2 separate regions of the Homo sapiens genome follow, and region 2 is linked to region 1. Evidence: chromatin loops called from intact Hi-C (ENCODE). Cell type or tissue: CD14-positive monocyte. All regions are shown on one strand. Links, peaks and the distances in the headings refer to the core of each region. The heading gives the core; the rest is flanking DNA.

Region 1 (5,382 bases), core at 197-5,196:
CCCTTAACGCGAGGTTATGATCCGTTTTTCCACTTCACGGTCTGAGCACTGGCGCCACGCCCGTTTTCGCCAGGGACCGCGGGCCCTGAGTAAGTGGCAGTTCCCGGGGGCGCCTGGGGCCTCTGAGTCCGCCCGCACCGCGCCACGTGGCATCTTTTCCCACCGGACGCTGCGGAAGCAAAGGACTCGCCCTTCTATTTCCCGGAAAGAGCCCTGGGGGCATGCGGGCAGCAAAAACCCTCCTTCCATTCCGGGTCCACCTAAAGTCCGCATCTCCCCGTGGAATGGGAACTTGGGAACTTGGGCTCTGGTCCAGTGCTCGCTCCGAACCTCCGGGCACTGCGAAGCCAAGGGCCAACCCCGTGCCACGCCAACCAGTTTGGAGGAAGGAGGCAGAACTGGTATTGAAAGTCGGGGCAGTGGTGAGGGAGGGTTGTAGAAGGGTGAGGGAGAAATGCGCATCAAAATGCTTGAATTCCTTCTGTCTGACCCTCCAGCAAGACGAAGAAAGTCGTGCATCCCCTGGGAGGGAGAGGCTGCTTGTCCCTGTCCTGACACCCCACCCCATGGCTCAGGCTGGAGTCAGAGGGAATGAGAAGAGTGGGAAGCCAGAGGCTGAGCTTGGGTGAGAGGAGAGCAGACGAACTGGAGAAGGGTGGTGTTGCGGCGATTCCTGCCTCTGGGCAGTAACCATGAGTTTTTTCCTTTCAGCTTCCTAGAATCTTCCTCCATCTCAAGAAGTGGAACTCCAACTCCGCTCCAAGGCCTACCTCCTTAGCTGGGTCTTGGAGATCACTGAACGGATCTCAAACCTGGGATCTTAAAGAATCCCAAATCTGGGTGCACCTCAGCAGAATACGTTCTCCCAGACCAGTCTGTCAGGAAAGCCCCAGCTCTCTAGCTGGCCAGGAAACACCACATGGTTCGGGACATCTGACAAAGTGCCGTCCAAAATCCAAAGTGTGGTTCTGAGACCAGTAGCATCACTGTCCCTTGGAGACTGCAGGATTGCAGGCCTCATCCAGCCCTACTGCATCGGAACGTGCATCTGAGAGATATCCAAGGACTGTGTACAGTCTGGTTGGAGAAGCCCTTGCCCAATTTACAGAACCTGAGTTTAGCCATTGACAACCTGTTCAACCCTGTTCCTCCCAGCCTCCTCTTCATCACCTGTCAAGTGGGAGCTGTTTTGGAGGTCCTGGGGGGCTCTTATGCACTCCTGAGTGCATTCAGACCAATGGAATCAGAATCTCTGGTTTGCTGGAGCCTAGGCAGGAGTGTGTGTTTTGGGTGTCTCCAGGTGATTTTAATGGCAGCCAGGAATGACTAGTGTAGAAATACCCACTTTACAGATTAGTTAGATTAGCTAATCTGTCTAGCCTGGGCAAGACAATATGTGCAGTGTTAAGCCCACTGCTCTCTGTAGCCTGATTCATTCTGTAGCCTGACATTCTGTAGCCTGAGTCATTCTGACTCCAGCAAGTATGGCCTTGAACCATACTTAATTAGCCAAGTATGGCTAATCAGCTTCGCTGTGCCTCGGTTTCCTTACCCACAAAATGAAGTTGATAATAGTGCCCACCACAAAGGGTGTTTGTGAGGATTTAGAATCAAATGTTTAAAATCAAATTCAATAAATATTAGTTTATGAGGTCAAATCCCCCAATCTCTCATTTTCAACTAAATGGTAGAAGGGCTTGATTACTTATTTATCTCACCCTACGACCCAAAACCCTCGCCAAGCCAAGCAGCCCTCTTCCAGAGCACAACAGCTCGCTTTGCTTCAATATTCTTGTCTAGTTTTGAACATTTTTGGCACAAAATCCTATATTTTAAATTGCTTTGCAATTCAGTAAACCTGACCCTCTTGCAAAGGTTAATTTTGCCAAGTCCAGTAATCCCATTCCAGGTCCATCAGTTTCAGAAGCACTAGTATGAAGGGTGTGCTCAGCTCTGATCCCACCCAGAGATGCTGATTCTGTAGGTTTGAGGTGTGGTGGTGTATTTGTGTATCTAACAAGTTCCTAAGTAGTACTGATGCTTCAAGTCAGAGGGGACGACACCTTGAGAACCAGAGTGTGAAATGAATGGTTGACTCAGAGCATCTCAGGAATCTCAATGGCAACACTGTCCCTTAGAAATGCAATGCGAAACACACACATAATTTAACATAATTTAAAATATCCTGTAGGTACATTTTAAAAAGTAAAAAAAGAAACAGGTAAAATTAATTTTAATAATGTATTTTAATTAACCAAATATATCCAAAATATTTTTCTCAACATCTAATCAAGAACAAATATGCAGTGAGGGTTAACTGAAAAATCACAAGATCTATACATTTCGAAAAGGAGACTTTATTTCTTGTAAAAGTTTACAGCCTGCCAAGTGGCCATCCTACCAGCTGGGAAGTGTAGCTTCCAGCAAAGACCAGAAATAGGCACTTTGAGGGAGAGAGGAATTAGACAGAAATTTTAGTTGAACAGGTTGGCCAAACATACATAGTCAACAGGTTATACGAAGAGCTTCAAATACTCATGAAGGTGGTCCTGAGGCATGTGTACTGAACAAACATGCAGGTAACATATAACCATGTGTGCTTTGGGGTGGAGAATTAACATTTACATGTATTACAATTAGGCCCTACACCTCCTTTTTAGGACACAAAGGCAACCAAGTACACAGCCTCTGTAAACCGGCCAGAATCAGTCCATGGCTGTGGTTTTCTCATCAGGAGGAAGTTAACTGAAATCAGCCTCTTGTCCAATCAAAGCTGTAGTTATGGCTGTTGGAACAGGGGGGCGCCGTTAGTCAGCGGCTGGTGGTGAGCTGCAAATTGTTTTAATATTGCTTCTCTTGAGGCCAGTGCTTGTTTAGCTGCAAGGAGAAAAGGAAAAAACCTTGGCAATTAGAACCTGGTTTATTCTTTAAGTGTGTTGGGGGGGCGGGGGGTGGTGCATGATAACTCTTGCCTGGCATGGGAAGTCCTGTTTGTAATTTGGTGTTTTCTTACCACAAAGAGTCCATTCTGTCAGTCTTATGACCTCTATTTTAACATTAATTATGGTCAGTTATTGTGCCTAAACCACAAAAGGGAAGGGAAATAAGAAGGCGTATCTGACCTCTTGTCCCAACGTGGCCGGGAACTTAGTTTTTAAGGTTTCTCTGCAGTCGGTCTTAGCCAAGAGGGTGTCCATTCAGTTGGTGGAGGAGGGCTTAGGACTTTTAGTTTACATGAGCTATTTTACATTTTTTATTAAGTCTTTGAAGTCTGGTGTTTCTAATATGGAATAGCTATATTTCAAATGCTCAAGTGCCACAAGTGTCTGGAGGCTTCTGTATTAGACAGTGCAGGTCTCAACAATTACTTCAACTAGAACAAAAAGTAGAATTGAGTTTCACTGTTCCCTTGCAAATTTCCAGAAGCGTGCGTAAACCAGAATGTCCAAATAATTTTGCCTTTCTATGGTGTACTAGTCTGCTTGGGTTGCCATAACAAAATGTCATAGACTGGGTGGCTTAAACAACAGAGATTTCTTTCTCATCGTTCTGTTCTGGAGGCTGGAAGTCCAAGCTCAGGGTACCAGCATGGTCAGGTTCTGCTGAGGGTTCTCTTCCTGGATTGCTGAATAAGCCACATGTTGCCTTCTGTATATGTCCTCACATGGCCCCACCCTTGTGACATCATCTAAACCTAATTATCTCCCCAAAACCCAATCTTCAAGTACTCATCACTTTGGGGATTAGGGTTTCAACATATTAATTTTGAGGGGACACAATTCAGTCCATAGCATATGAAGCTGGGTGTATGAGAAAAGTGAGGACAGGACAAAAGAGGCAGGAGTATGTCAGTCATTCAGGAGCTATGAGGCAGGGGCCATTCCATTACTGGTGTGATGACCAATCAAGTTCATGTTTTGATAGGAGATTTAGTAGACATCTGTTTTGCTCTTGCCCCACCGCAGGTATGTACTACTACTTCCTTTACCCATACTCTATTTCTCTCAAAGGAAATACTATCCCCAACTCTCATTGCATAGAATTCTGGCGATGTTGAATCTGCACTGATTACTGGTATAGGGATCAATATCTGACCTTATGAGGAAGGATAAAGCATTTCTCAGAGCTTGTGGGAAAGATATTCTTGTTCTTCTCAGGACTTGGCTAAGAGGATGTAAGGTCTGGAGCTGCCAGAAGGTGACAACTTAAGCTTCCACCATGAGGAAACAGAGTTTCCAGTAACATAGAGAAAATCAGTACTAAGAGAGAGAAATCAGGGCCACAGGACTTTGATTACTTGACTCAGCTGCACTTAAAGCCAGCTGGGAATCAGCTCACCTTCCACATCTTTTAAAAGATGATGGAGGAGGCCAGGTGCGGTGGCTCATGCCTGTAATCCCAGCACTTTGGAAGGCCAAGGCAGGCAGATCAGGAGGTTAGGAGTTCAAGACCAGCCTGGCCAACATAGTGAAACCTAGTCTCTACTAAAAATACAAAAAATTAGCCAGGCATGGTGGTGGACGCCTGTAATCCCAGTTACTCAGAAGGCTGAGGCAGGAGAATTGCTTGAATCTGGGAGAGGCTGCAGTGAGCAGAGATCATGCCACTGCACTCCAGCCTGGACGACAGTGAGAAACTCCATCTCAAAAAGAACAAAAAAAATGAGGGCGGAAATCCATGTTACAGGTTTGTAAGTGTCACAAGTTGGAACAGAGTAGCAAGTTGCATTTGCTGGGCATCTTGTCCTAGCATTCAAGTGCTTTGATGCATTATTATTTAAAAAATGACATTAGTAGCAGAATATGTAACCTTTAGGCCATGTTTTATGTCCCATTTCTTAAGAATGTCCGACGTGTGACCTGGAATCTAAAGTACCTTGGCAATTGGAGATTTGATAAAATATCAAGATCAGAAACCATATGGTAGATGTACTTCTCACAGACAAATAGTCCAACCCAATTACTGCTAAAAGACTGCTCATTACTTCCCTCCAAGAGAATGAAATTTGAAATAGGGTTTGACAGGAGTATAAATAAACACAGATATTACTCCTTCTTATGTGGCTACAATAATACATTTCATACACCTGTGACTGTACCTTTATAGCTTTATATTGTGGTTATTTTTCTGTGCTTCCTGCTAGTTGAGAACTCCTTGAGGGCAAGGACCATATTTATCTGTATCCCCAACACCTGTCATAAAGCCTGCAACACCACAGACGGAAAACAGTATTTCCTGAATTTACACTTCTCTATCACATTGCTTTGTTATTTCCAGGAGTCAGTAATGCCAGCATGGGCATGAAGTGGAAATACATTGTAATCATTATGTTCTAAAAGTATCCCTACGTTACCAAAGGCTGAGGTCTGTTGCAGAAACACT
Region 2 (5,382 bases), core at 248-5,247, 45 kb after region 1:
TGCAGTGGGCTCCACCCAATTTGAGCTTCCTGGCCACTTTGTTTACCTACTCAAGCCTCAGCAATGGTGGACGCTCCTACCCCAGCCAGGTTGCTGCCTCACGGTTCGATCTGACTGCTGCACTAGCAGTGAGCCTGGCTACATGGGCGTGGAACCTGCCAAGCCAGGCACAGGAGAGAATCGCCTTGTCTGCCGGTTGCTAAGACCTTGGGAAAAGCACAGTATTTGGGCAGAAGTGTCCTGTTTTTCCAGAGACAGTCTGTCACGGCTTCCTTTGGCTAGGAAAGGGAAGTCCCCTGACCCCTTGTGCTTCCTGGGTGAGGTGACACCCCACCCTGCTTTGGCTCACACTTCTTGGGCTGCACCCACTGTCCAACCAGTTCCAATGAGATGAACCAGGTACCTCAGTTGGAAATGCAGAAATCACCCATCTTCTGCATCGATCATGCTAGGAGCTGCAGACTGGACCTGTTCTTATTCAGCCATCTTGGAATGAAGCCCATGGATTTATTTTTTAAAGTATTTTAGTAACTAGGTCATGATCTCTTCAAATGACTTCCTAAGCAATTCAAGAATTAGTATATTTTGTTTTTTCCTTTCAGATAATGCCTACTGTTGTGAGCTAATGTTTTTCTCTTTATTCAACAATGTAAAAGAAGATTAGACAAGTGCCATGCTGTATTCCGTGAAGTATCTTTGAATAAGGGTAGGCACCTAAAATCTGGCATTGTAGCAATCATCAAAGGCAGAATGATGAACACAACTTTCTGCATAGTGAATCAAGAGCATTTCTAAGGAAAAAAGAAAAGACAACTTCTAATCCTATAGGACGAAATAGAATGCTTTAAAATGCATGGGGGTACAGCACATTATCCCACAGAAAATGGAGCATGGGAGACTGCATTTAGTTGCCTCAAATGAGAATGGGAAACCAGGGCAAAAACACTTTGTTCTTGTGGCAGTATCTGTCACTCCAAAGTAATGTTGGGAATTTGGGCATGCAGCCAGATAACTTATGCAGTTGGCATTAAACACATTTTTTTGTTTGATTTATTTGTATAATGCTTCTATTTTCTACTCTTGTTGTGTCTCAAGAGACCCTAACTGTGGCATACGGTAGGCACTAAGTGAGAACCAAGCAAGCTGCAACCGAGCTATGATAAAAAGATGTAACAAACACCAACCTTCTTCTGCTCAGGGATAAGTCCAGCTCATGGCTTGCAGTATTTCAAATGCAATATTCACTTTGCTGAAGTGGGCACAGGCCAAAATAAACTGATACTTTGCTGTTTTTTAATCAGGCTTATCTTTTCAAAATTCACAGAAGTCCTAACACTGTAAGGAAGGGAAATGGAGACTCTCTCCACAGGTAGCTATTAAATGATCAGAACCTGGTCACTCTAGGAGCTGAACTGATTGGTCTTTATCTCTCTGTGTGTCTTTTCTACCTAAGAGACTCCAGATCATTCTCCAAAGGCCAGTTCCAGCCCTACCATTTTGAAAAGTCTCCATGACCACTCTGAAAAGGTAGAGCTCCTCTGAGCTGGATGCCTTTAGTGCCCATGACATTTTAAAATATGTGTCATATGCTACTTTGTTATCTGACTTAACTGTTCATATGGGTGTTGTATCTTGCCAACACCTGTAAGCCCTCTGATGGCAGGGGCCATTTCTTTTTTCAAAATAGAGATGGGGTCTTGCTATGTCTTGAAGTCCTGGGCTCAAGTAATCCTCCTGTCTTGGCCTCTCAAAGCACTGGGATTACAGGTGTGAGCCACTGCACCTGGCCCCTGGGTGCCATTTCTTATAGCTCATCTTGCTCATAATCAGCCATATGATGAGATACACAAAAGAGCTACATGTTGTACGTCAAATTGATTTCACTTATTACCTTGGCTCTCTTATACACACAAAATCAGCTTTTGTTTTTAAATATTAGATGTTTACTCTGGAGACGGCAATTCCCCCACCTGTCATGGGACAGTTTCAGCTGCTGGGTTTGCTGCTCGTGGGCATTGATGAGTAGCTTTTTCAGCAGCTCACACTGCTGGCTGAGGTGCAGGTCTCGGATTTCTTGCTCCTCAGCACTGTGGGTATTGATCATTTCTGACCATTCCTTTGTGTGCTGTGCTACAATCTCTTTGACCTGTTTGGGAAAAAGGGGACGGTGCCATTGTAATCCTCATAGGTCAGGTATGAACCCAAAAGCACAACATTATTCAGGTATTTCAGGTTCCTCCCACCAACTTAATTGGTGAATCATGAGACACCTATAACCACCAAAAAATAATATGTATTAATCAATGGGAAGCAGGAAGTTATTGCTTATCAAAATAAATCAATTGCTTTGGCTCTGAATAGTTAACTGTGAACCCTTATTTTACTGCCTCACTTAGCAACACTCTGTTTTGTTTTTTGTTTGTTTGTTTTGTTTTTTTAGATAGAGTCTGCCTCTGTTGCCCAGGCTGGAGTGCAGTGGCATGATCTCAGCTCACTGCAACCTCCACCTCCTGGGTTCAAGCGATTCTCCTGCCTCAGCTTCCCAAGTAGCTGGGATTACAGATGCGTGCCACCATGCCCAGCTAATTTTTGTATTTTTACTAGAGACAGGGTTTCACCATGTTGGCCAGGCTGGTCTCAAACTCCCGATCTCAGGTGATCCACCTGCCTCGGCCTCCCAGAGTGCCGGGATTACAGGCGTGAGCCACCACACTCAGCCAACACTCTGATTTGTGTGGGCCTTAGGCTCTTTTACCAATTCCATCAGGATTTTCTTTATCACCTTATGTTTCTCCAGCTTCATGTCCACAAGCCCACATGTCTGAATAGAGAGCTGTGTGTTCTTTTATTTCTGGATCATGACTTACTGTGTCAACCCTGATAGACACTAGGGTAGAAAGTCCTCCCCACCCAATATCCAAGCTCTTTGCAGTGGGGTTTTGCAGTGCCTCTTGTCAAGAGCTGGAGTCTGTTTCTCCAGCTCCTTGAAGCTGGGTGACCTGTGACTTGCTTTAGCCAATGAGATAGTAGCAAATGTGATGCAAGCAGAGGCTGGAAAGTACTTGCCCTTCTGCTATGCTGGGATCCCTGTGGCTACCCTCTGACTGAGCCTGTGCTAGCCTGCTGGAGGTTGATAGGTCATGTAGGAAAACAAGCAACAGCCAGACAACTACCAGATACATAAGTAAGGCCATACGCCCCCTGCTGACAGTAGATACACAAGTGTCTCCAGCCAAAATCAGCAGAAGTATGGCCCAAATTTCTGACCCACTGAATTGTGACCTAATAAACTGTAGTAGTTGTTTCAATGTGCTCTTCTTTGACACAGTTCATTATATAGCAAAAGCAAACTGATACTGTTGCCAAGGCTTTTCTTATTGATGCCAAGCATCTAAGAATCATGACAGTTTGCACAACTACTAATTCTCAAACATTCCAGTTAAGAAGAGAGAGAGTGGGGAATAACTCTTAAAGACACATGCCTTACTGCCTCTATAGAGTTCATGCCCTACAAAACATACAGCTACCAAGAACATCTTGAACATCTTGCCTGCTCCATGCATGCAGCAGGGCCATTAGGCCAGATGACACAGCTGCATATAGATAGATGAGGCTGGCTGGTTCAACCACAGCTATTTTTGGGAGCTTTCTTTAACAGTTGTTGTTGGTTTTTTTTTTCTTTTTTTTTCCTTTTCATTTAAAAACTATCATTGCTGGAAGAATTGTTTTCATTCTTAACTGGGACTTAACACTTAGTTCTCCAAATGCCCACAAAGTTGATTAAAGTCTCTCAAGCTCCTATTTTCTCCTGTCTTTAAGAAAATGTGAGTAATTAGGCTTCTCTTTTAGAATATCAGCTCTTAATTTTTTCTCATTCCAAATTTCCATGTAAAGTTAGGATGGAGTAAGTATCACCTCCCAATTTGGGCGGTTTTCTGTCCTATGTTTAATGTTATTTCTATAGGGAAGTATATTCTGTATTTTATATAATATTTCCTTTTAGTATCTTCATTTATTATTTTCCTTGATGCCTCTGAGGCAGGCAACATAAATATTGTTAGCATAGTTCAACAGACAAGACAAAAGAAGATGTTCCATGAAATGGCTCTTCTTAAAGCCAGTGAGTCTGAGGCAAACATGAACCCTGGGCTCCCCTGACATCCCAGATCAGCTGCAGGCTACTAGACCAGCTCTGGGCTACTGTTATTTCTAATTTACACTAGGTACTCCTTCTAAAAAATTACAAAGTGTCTTCTGCAAGTCACTGCTGTAAAAATGGGCATTTTCTTACCTTAGATTTGTGATCTGATGTCAGCGTCTGAATTTTGATTTCTGTTTCTTTTTTCATTTCGAGACAATTACTTCCCCTGAAAATGGAAAGTTGCAAATGCATGCCAGAAATTAGATATTTTCCCATTCCCATGGGTCTTTGCTACAAAGCTTTCTGATGAAGATAATATATTCATCAAATATGAGATGTCATGGCTCATTGGGCAACACTGGTCTTTCTAGTAATAGATTCACACCTTACAAAATATTATCTGTTTCATGATTACTCAATTCAACCACTATACAAAGAGGCACTTCAAACCTAACAATTATTTCATCATTAAGGGGCTGTTGTCAGTTTCCATTTTGGTTCCTGTTTTTCTCAAGCTATTTTTCACTTATTCAATAAAATATTATTTGGGATGAAAACTGGAAAATAGGTCCTCAGACTTGAAGTGAATTTTTCATTCTTCCATTTCATTATAAAGCCAGATTTTTGTCTTTTAAATATGCCAGTGAAGGAGAAAATAGCAATCCTTGGCACCACAGGGCAATTTTTGCTTCTTATTCTATTGTGAGTAGGAAATATATGCTAGGCGAGTGCCCAGCAACTATTACTGCTTATTTCAGTGATTATGTCTTCCTTTTGGAATATCCACATCGCTGCTGAAACAAGAACAGGTCCTGAGCTTCATCTTCAGCATGTATACTCTAGGTTATTATAGCTCAAGTCAGAATGCTTCCTTATAATATAATTCCAAGTTCCTGTGAGAGAAGCATTACTCTAAAAATGCAAGGTCTCGCATCAAATCTAGCACTTCTCAATGGCTGGCACTGAGCAAGTTTCTTCTCTCTTCTGTTATTCAATAAGTTTGCAGCACTGCCGAAACATTCCCGTGACTTAATTCTAGACAAATCTTTCACAGTAAATGCAATGAGAGGTTTTATTCAACACTCTCATCTGAGGGCATAAGGGCATGCACTTGTAATATTTATTTGAAAATCAAGATTTTATTTTCCCCTTTCTAGTGCATCAACCTTCTTTATATTCGGGCTATGCAAAATAATTTCTGTAATTTAGAATTTTCCCAACTTTAGCTTGTCTTCCCTTGT

The links. Peaks named below come from ENCODE experiments on the same cell type or tissue, not always from the same donor. Only the 100,000 strongest peaks of a DNase experiment are listed, where the experiment ranks them.
Region 2: it touches region 1 in a loop (2.9-fold over the local background); 1 of 110 quality-filtered maps calls a loop at or near these places.

What each region holds. Positions count from the first base shown.
Region 1 is chr20:9,501,453-9,506,834 of GRCh38, reverse strand. It overlaps LAMP5-AS1 (LAMP5 antisense RNA 1), which reads left to right. Exons shown (of 5, transcript NR_109957.1): 4 at 498-625; 5 at 712-1,655. Among named protein-coding and RNA genes, the nearest start is that of LAMP5, 10 kb to the left of the region's middle. In CD14-positive monocyte, for the core only: no CTCF peak of the experiment used is centred there; a DNase peak (open chromatin) is centred at 2,764; H3K4me3 peaks cover 1,017 bases; H3K27me3 peaks cover 1,493 bases.
Region 2 is chr20:9,456,399-9,461,780 of GRCh38, reverse strand. It overlaps PLCB4 (phospholipase C beta 4), which reads right to left. Exons shown (of 40, transcript NM_001377142.1): 34 at 4,292-4,367; 35 at 1,971-2,146. Among named protein-coding and RNA genes, the nearest start is that of LAMP5, 56 kb to the left of the region's middle. In CD14-positive monocyte, for the core only: CTCF peaks have their summits at 3,054 and 3,266; DNase peaks (open chromatin) are centred at 3,130 and 4,540; H3K4me3 peaks cover 542 bases.